Linked DNA regions of Homo sapiens: region 2 is linked to region 1. A link is a loop called in an ENCODE intact Hi-C map of the cell type or tissue named here. Cell type or tissue: CD4-positive, alpha-beta T cell. All regions are shown on one strand. Links, peaks and the distances in the headings refer to the core of each region. The heading gives the core; the rest is flanking DNA. Region 1 overlaps STK39 (serine/threonine kinase 39). Region 2 overlaps CERS6 (ceramide synthase 6).

Region 1 (10,220 bases), core at 3,220-5,719:
TAAGAAGCATAGAAAATAACTTGGATTTTAATTTTTTTAATGTGAAAAGAACCCTAAGAAAATCAGAATGATGAAAAAACTCAAGGCCCTGGTTCTGTTTGAAGCCCTCATCATCTCTGGCTAATATAGTTAAATAAAACAGCCCCTCAGCTAGTGTCTCACTACTTCTCCCTTGCTATTTCCAACCCATCATCCACCAACCCCACTGCTTCGCAAATTAGCGTCTTAAAAAAAAAATCTGATCCTCTTTTATCTATCCTGATGCATTTCAGTGGCCTGAGACAGAAGCAAGTATTCTAGGCCCTGACTCCTCCATCCTCATCTCCCCACACCCGCCGGAGATGCCACCCTTCAACTGCAACGATGTTCTCACTCATCTCTTGATCTTTCGTGACAAAGCACACACTGCTTTTCTTGCTTCCAAATTTTTCATAACCAACTGGCACACCCTCGCTCATCAGTCAAGAGCCAATTTAAATGTCATCTTCAAAGATACCTCTCCTAGCTCCTGCAAGTAGAAGGCATTGCTCCCTAGTGGCACTCATGCACCATGCTACCCACATTCCCATCATGTATTTTTCTGTTCCTATGTCTCCCTGCCTCACTCCACTAGGATATGAGCCCTTCCAAGGCAGGGACCTCATAGAATTCCTTTGTATGTTTCCAATACCTAGCACAGAACAGAAACTGCTACAGCTCAATTTCATACTATAATCAAATATGGGGGAAAGTGATGCTGCTACACATTTGGACACAGCACTACAACTCCTGGAGCTAGATTCAGTTAGCACCAAAATCTATGCATCTGTTCAATACAGCGGGGAACAGGAGAAAGACTTAATGAAAATGAGACTCGTGCTAGCAAAAAAAGAGGACAGAGGAAGTGCCAACGTAAGGAGGCAAAGTGCCTCCCTGTCTCCTCTGCACCATCCCCCCACCAAAAATCCTCCTCCCCACACAGGAAGGGTCAAGTGTAGGATGCTGTAGAGAGAAAGCTGGGAAGTACCAGGGATACCTTGAGATACGGGGCTGGGAAAATACTTTGCCTTCTCCAGCAAGGTCATTGCCATGGTAACCAAAAATGTAAAAGGGAAAAGCATGCTGCAAAGAAAACTCCTTTCTCTGCACTCCACTCCACTCTCAGCCTTCATCAGTAAGTACAAAAACACAATAAGGTAACAAAATAGAATTGGTTTAAACAACCCGCCTTCTTTTTTTATTGGCTTAATTGTTAAGTAATAGGTAATTCCAACTTTACACAGAGAATAACTAAATAGCAGATTAGAGGTTTCTCTTTGCTCAAATCAGCTGAAGTGTTTATCACTTTGGGATAAAATCCTACATATGCCAAACTATCTCCATGAGAAAGAATGAAAGAATGGAACTGGAAGAAATTAAGAAAATGACAGAGGGGCCAGGAGCGGTGGCTCACACCTGTAATCCCAGCACTTTGGGAGGCCAGATCACTTGAGGTCAGGAGTTCAAGAACAGCCTGGCCAACATGGTGAAACCCCATCTCTGTTAAAAATACAAAAATTAGCCAGGCGTGATGGCGGGCACCTGTAATCCCAGCTACTCAGGAGGCTGAGGCAGGAGAATCACTTGAACCCAGGAGGCGGAGGTTGCAGTGAGCCGAGATCATGCCATTCCACTCCAGCCTGGGTGACAAAGCGAGACTCTGTCTAAAAAAAAAAGAAAATGACAGAGGGAAGACAGTGATAGGAAGTGTGAGAAAAGCTGAGGTCCTGCTGCCCATTTGATTTTAGGGTTTTTTTGGTTTTTATTTTCTCATTTATCTATTTTTATTTTATGCCATAGCAACTGCCAATGCCTGGCTAATGTGGAACCACCAGTACAGCCTACCTTTTAGCTGAGTACTACAGAAGAAAATTCTGCAAGCACAGTCACGTCTTACATGGCCACTAGCAAACATCAAACAATTCAGCATAATGTAAGTACAAACAGTTTTATGAGAAATGCTAAAATGTTACCAGCAACCAAAATAATGGTCCAGGCTTTGAACAATGATTCAATTTTAAATCCTTAAAAACAATGCAGCAGTCTGCAAGTAACAACATTCTCAGAAGAAAATCTCTTAAAGGATTCAGCTAATGCATATGGATGAACCAAAGTCCACTGAGACTTAAAATAATTTTCAAAAGATTCAAGATGAATATGATATAGTTTAAATAGTTCTAACAATTTGCATTAATAAGTTCCAACAGCCCTTTGACCTCAAGCAGAGCTGCTTTCCTCCCCACACCACTCCCCACAAAAGAAATATTCAAGTCATATTCCTTTCTTAAGGATTTATCAATGCAACATCATCCCCCTTGTTGCAAAAAAAAAAAAAAAAGTTGGTTCTTTTTACAGTTGCTAGCCATACAAAGCATGTAGTCTACAAGATTAAGGCTCTTTTATTTTTAAGGAATAGCAAGATGTTCTGGTATGCAAATATAAGCAACTCTCTGTCTACGTCAATGCAGAACACAGACTCAGACGAACCAAAGGTCTGCAACACCCCAGCTCCCTTTTATGAGGAAAGTCCCATGAGCTCTCATCGTTGACAAAAAAACACAGCCTACTCTCAGCGGCCTGAGAGTTGATGCATATGAGTGAATCTGTCCTGGTCACTGTTTTCTCGCAATATTTTTTCACTCATTGCTCATGAGGTACTCAGCAATACCAGGGCTTTGGCACCAGTAAACTTTCAGGTTACAGGTAGATGATCTACATTTAGGCAAGAGAAATAATAAAAATTGGCAAAAATTTTGCATTCACTCTTCAACCTACTCAAATCTGATTTCTGTTTATGAAACATTCTTCAACGGGTCCAAATCACCCCCAAATTGCAAGCTCCCAATCTCCAGTTGTTCAAGAAATGGTACTGAGTATATAATACAAACCAGACACTGGATATAAGGATAAGTGGCACAGGTTCTCCCAAAAACACTTATAAACTTTTGAGGAATTGGGGTGTGTAAATCAATAAGAGTACACAGTGTAATAAGTGCTACAAAAGACATATTTTCAACATACTGTAGTTATTGCATAAAAGTTTCAACAACTCCACTTGGTCAGAAAAAAAAAAAAGGCAAATAACGAATGGCAATCTTAATCTTGTGAGTACTTAGAGACTCCCTGGGCACTGTGCTATGAGTTTGAAGTGCCCACAGCACATTCTCTCTTCCCATCCTCACAGCGATCCTATGAAGTGGGTATTTTAAGGCCCACTGTACAGACAAGAAAGCTAAGCCATGCAGATGTTGATAAAGTAGAGCTAGGAATCCCACCCACAGGTATGTAACTCTAGGAGGATGTGGCATCTGAACCAAGCACAAAAAGAGGGATAGAAAGGGGACAGAGGAAGGGCAAGAACTCTCCAATGACAAAAGCAAAGGCAGAAAATATTCCTGGTTTCTTTTATTATTGTGCAGGAAATTCAATGTTTACTTATCAAATTAGTCATGAATTCATATGTTGAAATTGCATCCTATCTAAAAAGTAATTCAACAATGTTGCTTTTTTCCATTCTTACATTGCATAGATTTTTCCCCCCGCAAACTCAACCTACGTGTCTTTTCATTATAAGAAAGAGCTACCTGGGAAGGTGATGTGCCACTAACAGTCTATAGCTGCTTGGTATAGAGAACAATTGCACAATAGTGAGAACAAATTAAGTTACGGAGAAAATATCTAAAAGAAGACCTTAAAAGATTAATACTTTGTACATCAACAGTGTTTTTAAGAGAGTGGTCTCTGAAGGAAAGATTTGAAGATTTTGAATATATGTTATATGACGCTCTTCTAAAGGATTTTTTTTTTTTTTGGTGGAATAGAAGGAACCTGATATTTAAGCTCATATAATGAATAAAATCCGGAAAGACTTTCAAGATTATTAAGAAATAAAAATGGACCGGGTGCGGTAGCTCATGCCTGTAATCCCAGCACTTTGGGAGGCCAAGGCGGGCGAATCACGAGGTCAGGAGATCGAGATCATCTTGGCCAACAGAGTGAAACCCCGTCTCTACTAAAATACAAAAAAAATTAGCCTGGCGTGGTGACACACGCCTGTAGTCCCAACTACTCGGGAGAGTGAGGCAGGAGAATCACTTGAACCCGGGAGGTAGAGGTTGCAGTGAGCCAAGATCGCGCCACTGCACTCTAGCCCAGTGACAGAGCAAGACTCCGTCTCAAAAAAAAAAAAAAAAGAAAAGAAATAAAAAGGGTTTGTTAAATATAATGTATGTCAATCTAATTTGTTTTGACCAAATCACATACAAATCTCCTAAAGAAATACACTATTATATCATTAAGTACACTAACGATTCTACCCTACAGAACAATTTTCTTAAAAAACTGGAATTGTGTGACATTACAAATCACAACCACTAGGTGGAATCTCAATTACTGTCGTTCAAGAATCAGGAAGACCATCTATAATAACCTAGTACTAACTGGAAAGACAAGAACTTCTCTTGCTGGGCTATGAAGGATCAAATTCTGTTTTCTTGAAGATGTCAAAAAATTTTACTGGAGATGACACCAAATTCAAGGGGAAGATAAGCAAATGTTGGAAAACAAAATTAGAATCTAAGAGCATTTCACCCAAATGGAGGTTGAAGAAATAATCTCAATGAAAGATTAAAAAATTTTGGAAGGAAAACAAGCCCTATGAATCAAATATAAATAACAAATGAGATGTTTACATAGAAATAGTACACAGGTATGACAAAATAATCATCCCTTTTACAATAAATAATTCAAGATGGCTAATAGCAGTCTTCATTCCTGGCTCCATGAGAAAAGTGATTGATATGGAAAAGATTCAAGGCAAATTCAGCAAATGTAAAGGAATGAAGTGAGCAGCTACAAAGAATGGGTACAATTATGGAAACTGTGTTTAAACTAGAGAAGGCTTGCCTACTCAAACTGTAAGTTACTGTGTAAAGGCTTAACAAGTTTCATAAAAATTTAAGATCAAAATAAAGGAATCATTTCTAACAGCAGAGTCCTTCCCTGAAAAAGAAAGTTTCAGAAGAGAAGTCAGTTATTATGTTTTAAAATATAAGGATCAAATTGGATCCTCAGGTGGATTAGGATAGATAGGAACTTCTCAGAGGCCTCTCCTGGTCTATGCTAGGATAACACCACATACAACCAAGAACCCACAAAGGGACCTTACCCAGGCAAGGCCATTCACATAATTAACAATCTCCTCTAGGTGACAAAGAACAGTGGGCTCCATGATCACTAACCAGGATATTTCAAAGTCACAGAAATTAAGAAGGAAGAAAAGGAACTCAGAAAACAGACACACTACAGTGCAGGGCAATAACCCAAGAATAAATAGGAAACACTAATGTTAATTTAAAGCCATTTGCTTCTGTTTACATGATTAATCTTTTTAAGGTAAAAAATCTCCTTAATCTTCTTTACTGATAATCTTTTAAACAGCACCAACAACTTGTTCTGCAACTAACAGGAAGCTCATGCAAAATTCAATAGCTCTGCCTAGTTTAGACTGGAGCTAGCAGGATATTCAAATCCTGAGAGGTCAGTTCAACCTACACAGTGAAGAATATTAGCTCAGCTTCTGAATGCAGCACTGCCAATTTCTTTTGATTTCTGTTTTACTTCATTTCCTTTGATGACAGAGCCCACACTTAACAAGCACAGTGAATCTTGTTAACACCACAATTTTTCCTCTGCCTCTCCTTCGTTCTTCACCCACTTCTTTCCCTCTTGGACCCACACCGTCTTTCACTAACAGGTTGGAAATCTGGGGACCACAGCAGGGTTTCCCAGACAAGAAATACCTTTCCAGTGTCCTCACAAAGCCTTTCCCCATCTACAAACAAAGCTTTGTCATGGCTCAAACCAGGTCATTAACTCATCCACTAAGTTTCACTTACCTTTTGGAAGGATCTTTCTGAAGACACAGTGAAAGTAATTTTCTAAAGGACTTGCCGTACTTTTTCATCATTTCTTTATCCTCTACCCCTGTTTCCAAAGTGGGTGGATCATTTTGCAAAGTCAACATTAACACCTGCAGCAGAAACAAACATGAAGACAGAATCTCAGTATAGCAATTGCTACAATCTAGTTTTGAATTTTTCATAAAAGTGTAAAAAACCATCCTTGATTAGATACAAAGTGCTTTCCCATGATTTTAACTTTGCAGAAATTGTGTATTTAAAGTATTCATTACCACTGCAAATGTGTTCATGCCCCCTTTAACCTTTTTGTTATTCCATTGACAGAACTTACAAAACTTGCTCTATGTGTTAAGAATGATCCCGGACAGAGCTTTCTGGGAACTGGCTCGTGTACTGCCTTGAGGAGCACGTAGCTCCAGCACAGGCTAGTTGGGAAAGCGGGTGGAGGAGAAGAGAGAGGGCCAGCGAGGCAGTGACTGTTCATGTATACAGGTCATTCATAAGTAAGGAACTGCCTGTACTCAAGGCTTCTGTAACACATTACTAGCCCTAAAAATAAAACCACAACATCCCAGGAGGTAACATGATTTCCTTTAAAAAAATGAGAAAACATACAGAAAATTGCTAAAAGGCTTGGCAAAGCTGAGAGAGCAGGACACTGAAGGATAGCCAGAATATAACTGAGTTGCTAAAAACTGTCATCAAATCCAAAGTCCTTGCTGCTTTCGGAGGGGGACAAAACAAAATAAAATACAACTTTAAATCAAAACGGTAAAAATTCCACTCTTTCATACTAACTTCAAAAGTATTTGCTTTAAAAAAAAAGTGGAAAGTGTAGAAAACTACTAGCCTGTACAATCAATAAAACTCATTAATGCATAATTCAGCCTTAATTTATGCAAATGCTATACATGTCAAGCCTCTTTTCAAACACTTTCAGATGTGTGAATAGATGAAGCGTGAAAGTGACGGCTTATTGTTTGTGGAGGATAATAGCCCACAGGAGAAAGCGGGAGACTGGGAACTCTGAAGAAAAGTCCTAGAGGACGTCAGGCTGGGACAAGCAAGTGCGACTTTGAATTCAGGTGGGAAACACTGAGAAGAGGCAAAAGAAAGAAAATGAAGAAAGAAAAACTGAATAAAAGAAAAAATCCTTCAGCATTACTTCAGTGCTTTTTCTCCAAGAGGTCACTTCAATTGTTTACGCTTCAATTTTAAATTTTCTGCTAGCAAAATCCGGTATATGTACCCACACACACACAAATACACTAAAATCCTAACTATGTTAAAAAAAATTTATATATATATATATAAAAACAATAAAATGAATTACACTGAAACCTTAGTAGAGATTGTCTGGTTGATGAGATTACGGATGATTGTTTTTCTTCTTTAGTCTGAGTTGCACATCCAAACTTTCTACAATATGAGTATACTACTTCTTTTAATCAGTAAAACTCACTTTTTATTCTTGGGTTTTTAAAATAAATCCTCCCAAATTTTTCCAGTAACCATGAAACAATCATAGACCATACTCTATGTAAAATAGCATTATAATTTCACTAAACTATTTCAGCCTCAAAACAAAATCCAGTTGGGTAAATAAGCCCTGATACCACTATCTCAGAACTAAGAGAAATAATGAGGTATAAACCAGTTAAAAGAAGAGCAGAAACGTGAAAATAGCATCCTAAAAACACTGTGGCTCACTTATATCAGATCAGTTGCCAACATTACACTATAAGAGCAGGGGTAAAAATGTTGTAGTCCACTTAAAAAGAAAGAAAAAAAAAAGCTCTGAAAATCTGGGAAACCCATTTGCAGAGATGACATCACTATAATCTATTTTGAGATATTCTCTGGGAACCTGGCGTTGTTCTGCTATCAAAAGAGTAATGACCAGCATTTGTCATAGCTATCAACCTCCATCAACCAATCTGATAACATTATTTTCTTAACTCTGTGCTGAGACTATAAAGCAAGCTTCAAAGCTGGGAATTATGCTACTTTTGTCCTATTCTGTCCACTGAGAAAATCAGACAATGTTCAACTTGGCTGCGTTCCTCCATTAATTCTCCTCGGGTCTAAGAGAAGAATGAAGATGTTGAAGAGAATTAGAAAACAGATTCCGTCCAATCACATTTCAACCCCGATGTAGTATTTCCAATTGTAATTACTTTCATGGGAGGATATTTGTGATAAGGCGCTGCTCCTGTTGCTAATTCAATGGCAGTTATTCCAAAACTCCACATGTCAGCCTTGAAGTCATAGCCTCTCACCTAAGAAAGAAAGCAGGAAAAAAACACAATCATACAGCAGGCATGTTACACATCATCAAGTCCATGTCATGTCAGAAATCCACAGCTGTTGATGTATAACTTTCACGTTAGTTTGCTAATTAGCTAGCAATTGAGAATTAAATCTTAGTTACATTATGCATTCTACTAAAATGCTAGATACAAATGAAATGTTAGCATATTAATGATCTGTACGATTGTACTATGTCCATCAAAAAGTCACTTTTTTTGTTTTTTTACCTGTTCCATGACTTCAGGAGCCATCCAACATGGGGTGCCAACGAATGTTTTTCTTACTTTATTTCGGGTAACATCACCCCCTGTTGCTAGGAACGCACTTACCCCAAAATCTGAAAGGGAAAAAAAAATCACCTTTATTTTATGTAAGACATTATTGCTTATAAATTGTGATTTTTTGAGCATGTCTCTTCTTTGTGAGCTTTACAGTGGTGATGAACTATTCCAAACATGTCTACGGTGCTCTCTCAGGAAAAAAAAGGAAGACCTGCCCTCTGCTATCCCCTACACCTTGGAGAATACCATCGCTGGTAATGGGCCACAAGCCTGCCGGTCCAAAAGCTTAGCATACCAAATTAAATATAAAGGGTGTTAGCTTTTAGCTGAGGTATATAAAGATAAGATATATAAAGCCAACATGCCCGAGTATGTCCATATGCAAAAAAGCTTAGTCAGCAAAGACTGATTTTCTGGACAATTTTCATAAGTACAGAGGCAATGGATTGTACAAGTAAATAATATTTTTCTTAACTTTAACTCATTATATATAGAAGTTAATTTTATAAGAAGATGAATTAATTAGGCATACTGTACAGATTGAGCATCCGGAAATGCTTGCGACCAGAAATGTTTTAGATTTTGGATTTTTTCTCATTTTAAAATACTTGCATTATATACTAAACTAGTTAAGTACCCCTCATTCGAAAACCAGAAATCTGAAATGTACCCGTGAACATTTCCTTTGAATGTCACCTCACATTCAAAAAGTTTCAGAATTTGGAACATTTGAGATTTCACATATTCTGATTTAGGGATACTCAACCTATATATACATACAGGCACATGTGTAAAAATTCTATTTGTATGTACAGTACAGAAGGGAATGCCTGGCAATTATTAACGTACTATTCTTGCTTTCATTTTTACACAGTGGTTAAAAGTAGTTGATAAGTTAAAGTACCAATTACTCAAGACTAGTGTACCTATCAATGATAGCCAGGTCAAGGACTACTTGATAGCGAGCTGGTGGGTAGTAATAAAAACAGGTAGGCAACACATCAAAACACCACAGCGCAATGTGCAGTCTGAGCCCCTGCAAATCGCTCTCATACGCTTTTCCTTTGCGAGTCCCCCTTGTTGGCTGTCAGGGTGACAGCAATTACCAAAAAACACCCTCAAGTACAAACCAAGGTCAAAATGTATTAGCATTTGCTGTAGGCCTATAAGGTTAGTTTATGCAATTGTAACTTAATAACATTGTAACTGGTTTCCTGAGTAGAAATACATTGAATGTTGCATTTTATTTATATTTAAATTTACTCATACTCCCAACAGGATTTCAACTACAAATAAAAGGAATGAAAATTGACAAATGGAGTCTTTGTTCCAACTGCTACTCTCATGTTCATATTGAATAAAAGTATATATGTTTAAACTGCTAAATAACTTAATATGCATATATGTTTCCAACTCTAAAGCCCTTTTAATTCTTATACTGCAGCCAGAAAACTGAAGTCTTGTGAAAAGAAATCTCTGGAACCAGTCAGTCTCCTGTGGGTGGGAGAAGATACAATTCATTCTCTTAGAGAAGAGTTAGGTGAATTAAAATATTTGTAAGCATCTACTATATCTGCTGGAAAAAATATATATGATAAAACTTTGAAAGCTACTAATTTCAACTTAATTTATATTTCTAAAAAGAAGTTCAACGATGAATCCAACATTTCATTTTTATTAAAATGATTTT
Region 2 (2,500 bases), core at 1-2,500, 570 kb after region 1:
TAAACTCTGCTTATACAATGGTTATTTCATTTCTATATGTTTCTAGAAGCCATAAAGTAATGGCACATCTAGCAGTAGAGAAAATAATACTGAATCCAAAGAAGCATCTTACTTTTAAAAGCTTGTGAAGTCTCCTTGGTTTTCAAATTGTTTTAAAGCTGTGGTTATACTTGATCATGAGAATTTTGATGGTTCTCTTTCTTTATAGTTTATCTGAATTTTGAGAGTAATATTGAATGGATTACATCCGGACAGCTATGAAAATTAAATCTCTTGACACATTTTTTGGTCTGACCCAAATGTGTTGAAGTTAGCCACGAGCCTATGCCATTGCCACATCTTAGATAATATGACTTTTCCAATATGATGCTTTCCCATATGTCCTTTGATGTGACTCTAAGGCAGGGCATAAAGCTTTTCTGTAAAGGACCAGGTAATAAATATTTTAATTTTTGGGGACGTGTAATCTCTGTTGCAGCTTCTCAGCTCTGCCACTATAGCAAGAAAACTGCCATAGACAATAAGAAAACAAATGGGCGTGGCTGTATTCCAATAAAACTTTATTTGCAAACCCAAATATGGCCATCTGGCCCTTTGCCTATCTTTGCTGTAAAGTAGGATAGCCTGTTGTGCATATTTGATGAACAGTGGGGATGTCAGATTTGAGAATGGCTAGTAGAGATAATTAAATCACATCAGTATACATTTTAAAAACATTTTGATAGTAACCACAGAAAATTCAACATCTTTAAACCAATTAATTTCATGGCACTTGGTGTTTTTAAAATGAAGTTTGTGTGTTACAGTTATCCCCCTCAAGGACCTAAATGTGTATACATTTAGTCCAAAGGGAGAGAAATCTATAATCTATTGGGAAAAAAGTGTTGAAGTAGATTCAATTCTAGATCTAATGTGAATGAAGTTTTATTCACAGACTGAATTTTGGAGAAGGGAATAATTGATTCCTTCCTGCCAGGACTCCTCCACCTTATAATGGAACAAACATTTCCCAAATAAGTCACAGTTCTTCATTCCTTTCCAGATTTTCCTGTAAATATTTATCTTAGGGTGCATAGGCTATACATAAGAAAAAAGTGAGTTCTAGTTAGAGTTTCGAAGAGCCTTATGTGAAATACCTTTCTTTAAATGGTCCGTTTAACCAGCTCTCTTATAGTGAGCCAAAATTCAAAGCCAGTTGAAATAGAAAAACCAAATAATTCGTGGGAGATTGTACATACATTATGTGAACTCTTCACATCATAAGTTGGTAAGAGATGGTTATGATTCTCCTCAAATTGCCTACTGGGGAGAGACCCAGAATCAACTGATTTCTGTAAATCACCCCAAATATACTTTTATTATTTAGCCATTGTCTTAAGACCCTACACAATTTTTTAGTCCTTTATTTCTTTGTTTTGTTTTTTAACCAAATTATTAAAGCTTTAGAAGTTGTACTGCTATTTATTCTAGAAACCACCATAAGACAGGACAAAGCAGCAAATTATTCTGATGTGAATTTCTGGTACTACATTTCATTTTTGCCTTAAGGACGTATTTTGTGATTTATTTGCACACATTAGTTTTAATATTAAGATTGTTAGTATACCATTTGGGGGTTTTGGTTTTCTTTGTTTAAGAGGTTTTATATATATTCATCCTGATCATCAGGACTTTACCCATCTCCAAAGGCTGAGAAGCTATTATATTTTTATATTCCCTTAATGGAAAAGCTGCTTATGATTATTCTTGGTGTATGTAAATTTTGTCTGAAATCCTCACCATCTCCATCTGTTTATTCATTCTAAAATGGAGATGGAGACTGAGTAGCTACTCTCTTTTGCATGTTGCCAAGTTACATGCTTAAAGTCCACTTCTACCGCCAGCATTCTGAGTTTTATGCCAAGGCAGAAAAATCACAAGAGAGAAAGGAAAACTGTTTGTTATTGATCCCTAAAAAGAAAAGCATGTTACTCTGTAAGAAGTCATATACATTTGTATGTGCCTTGAAATTTCAAATAAGAGTACTGTTTTTTGTTTGTTTGTTTTTTAATGAGGGGTTTCTATTATTACTGCAGTTGCCATAAAATGAAATCAGCTTTAAGCTATGCTGCTCTTCTTCTGTTTCCTAGACAGTCTGAAAATCAGTTCATTGAATAAACCTGGTGCTATTACCTGACTTCTATTCATATTAGTTAGATTACAGACTTATTAATTTTATTAAATTCAGGAAAGCTAATATGCGTCATTTGCATCGAAGGGAGAAGAGCCTTTTTTCTTGCACTTCAGAAGTATTTCATATTCCTCATGTCTGTGCACATCTAAATCAGGCTTTAATTAAAATCTTGCTCTTCTAAATTCCCTTTATAAAGAGGTTCACTAATGTTTTTCTTAATCAGTTGCAAAAATTATTCCCAGAAGACACTGCATAAAATTAATGTATTATCCAGCCAATGAGAATTTGGGGAACAGTTCCTGTTTATGTATGTGTATGTATTATTTT

The links. Peaks named below come from ENCODE experiments on the same cell type or tissue, not always from the same donor. Only the 100,000 strongest peaks of a DNase experiment are listed, where the experiment ranks them.
Region 2: a loop joins it to region 1, with 6 times the contacts of the local background. A loop is called at or near these places in 6 of 110 quality-filtered maps.

The regions. Positions count from the first base shown.
Region 1 is chr2:168,132,173-168,142,392 of GRCh38, forward strand. STK39 (serine/threonine kinase 39) reads right to left here. Exons shown (of 18, transcript NM_013233.3): 6 at 8,477-8,586; 7 at 8,117-8,218; 8 at 5,916-6,049. Among named protein-coding and RNA genes, the nearest start is that of STK39, 110 kb to the right of the region's middle. In CD4-positive, alpha-beta T cell, for the core only: CTCF peaks have their summits at 4,385 (motif pointing right) and 4,586; a DNase peak (open chromatin) is centred at 4,409.
Region 2 is chr2:168,706,428-168,708,927 of GRCh38, forward strand. The region is part of intron 6 of CERS6 (ceramide synthase 6); the gene reads left to right. Among named protein-coding and RNA genes, the nearest start is that of CERS6-AS1, 79 kb to the right of the region's middle. In CD4-positive, alpha-beta T cell, for the core only: no CTCF peak of the experiment used is centred there; no DNase peak of the experiment used is centred there.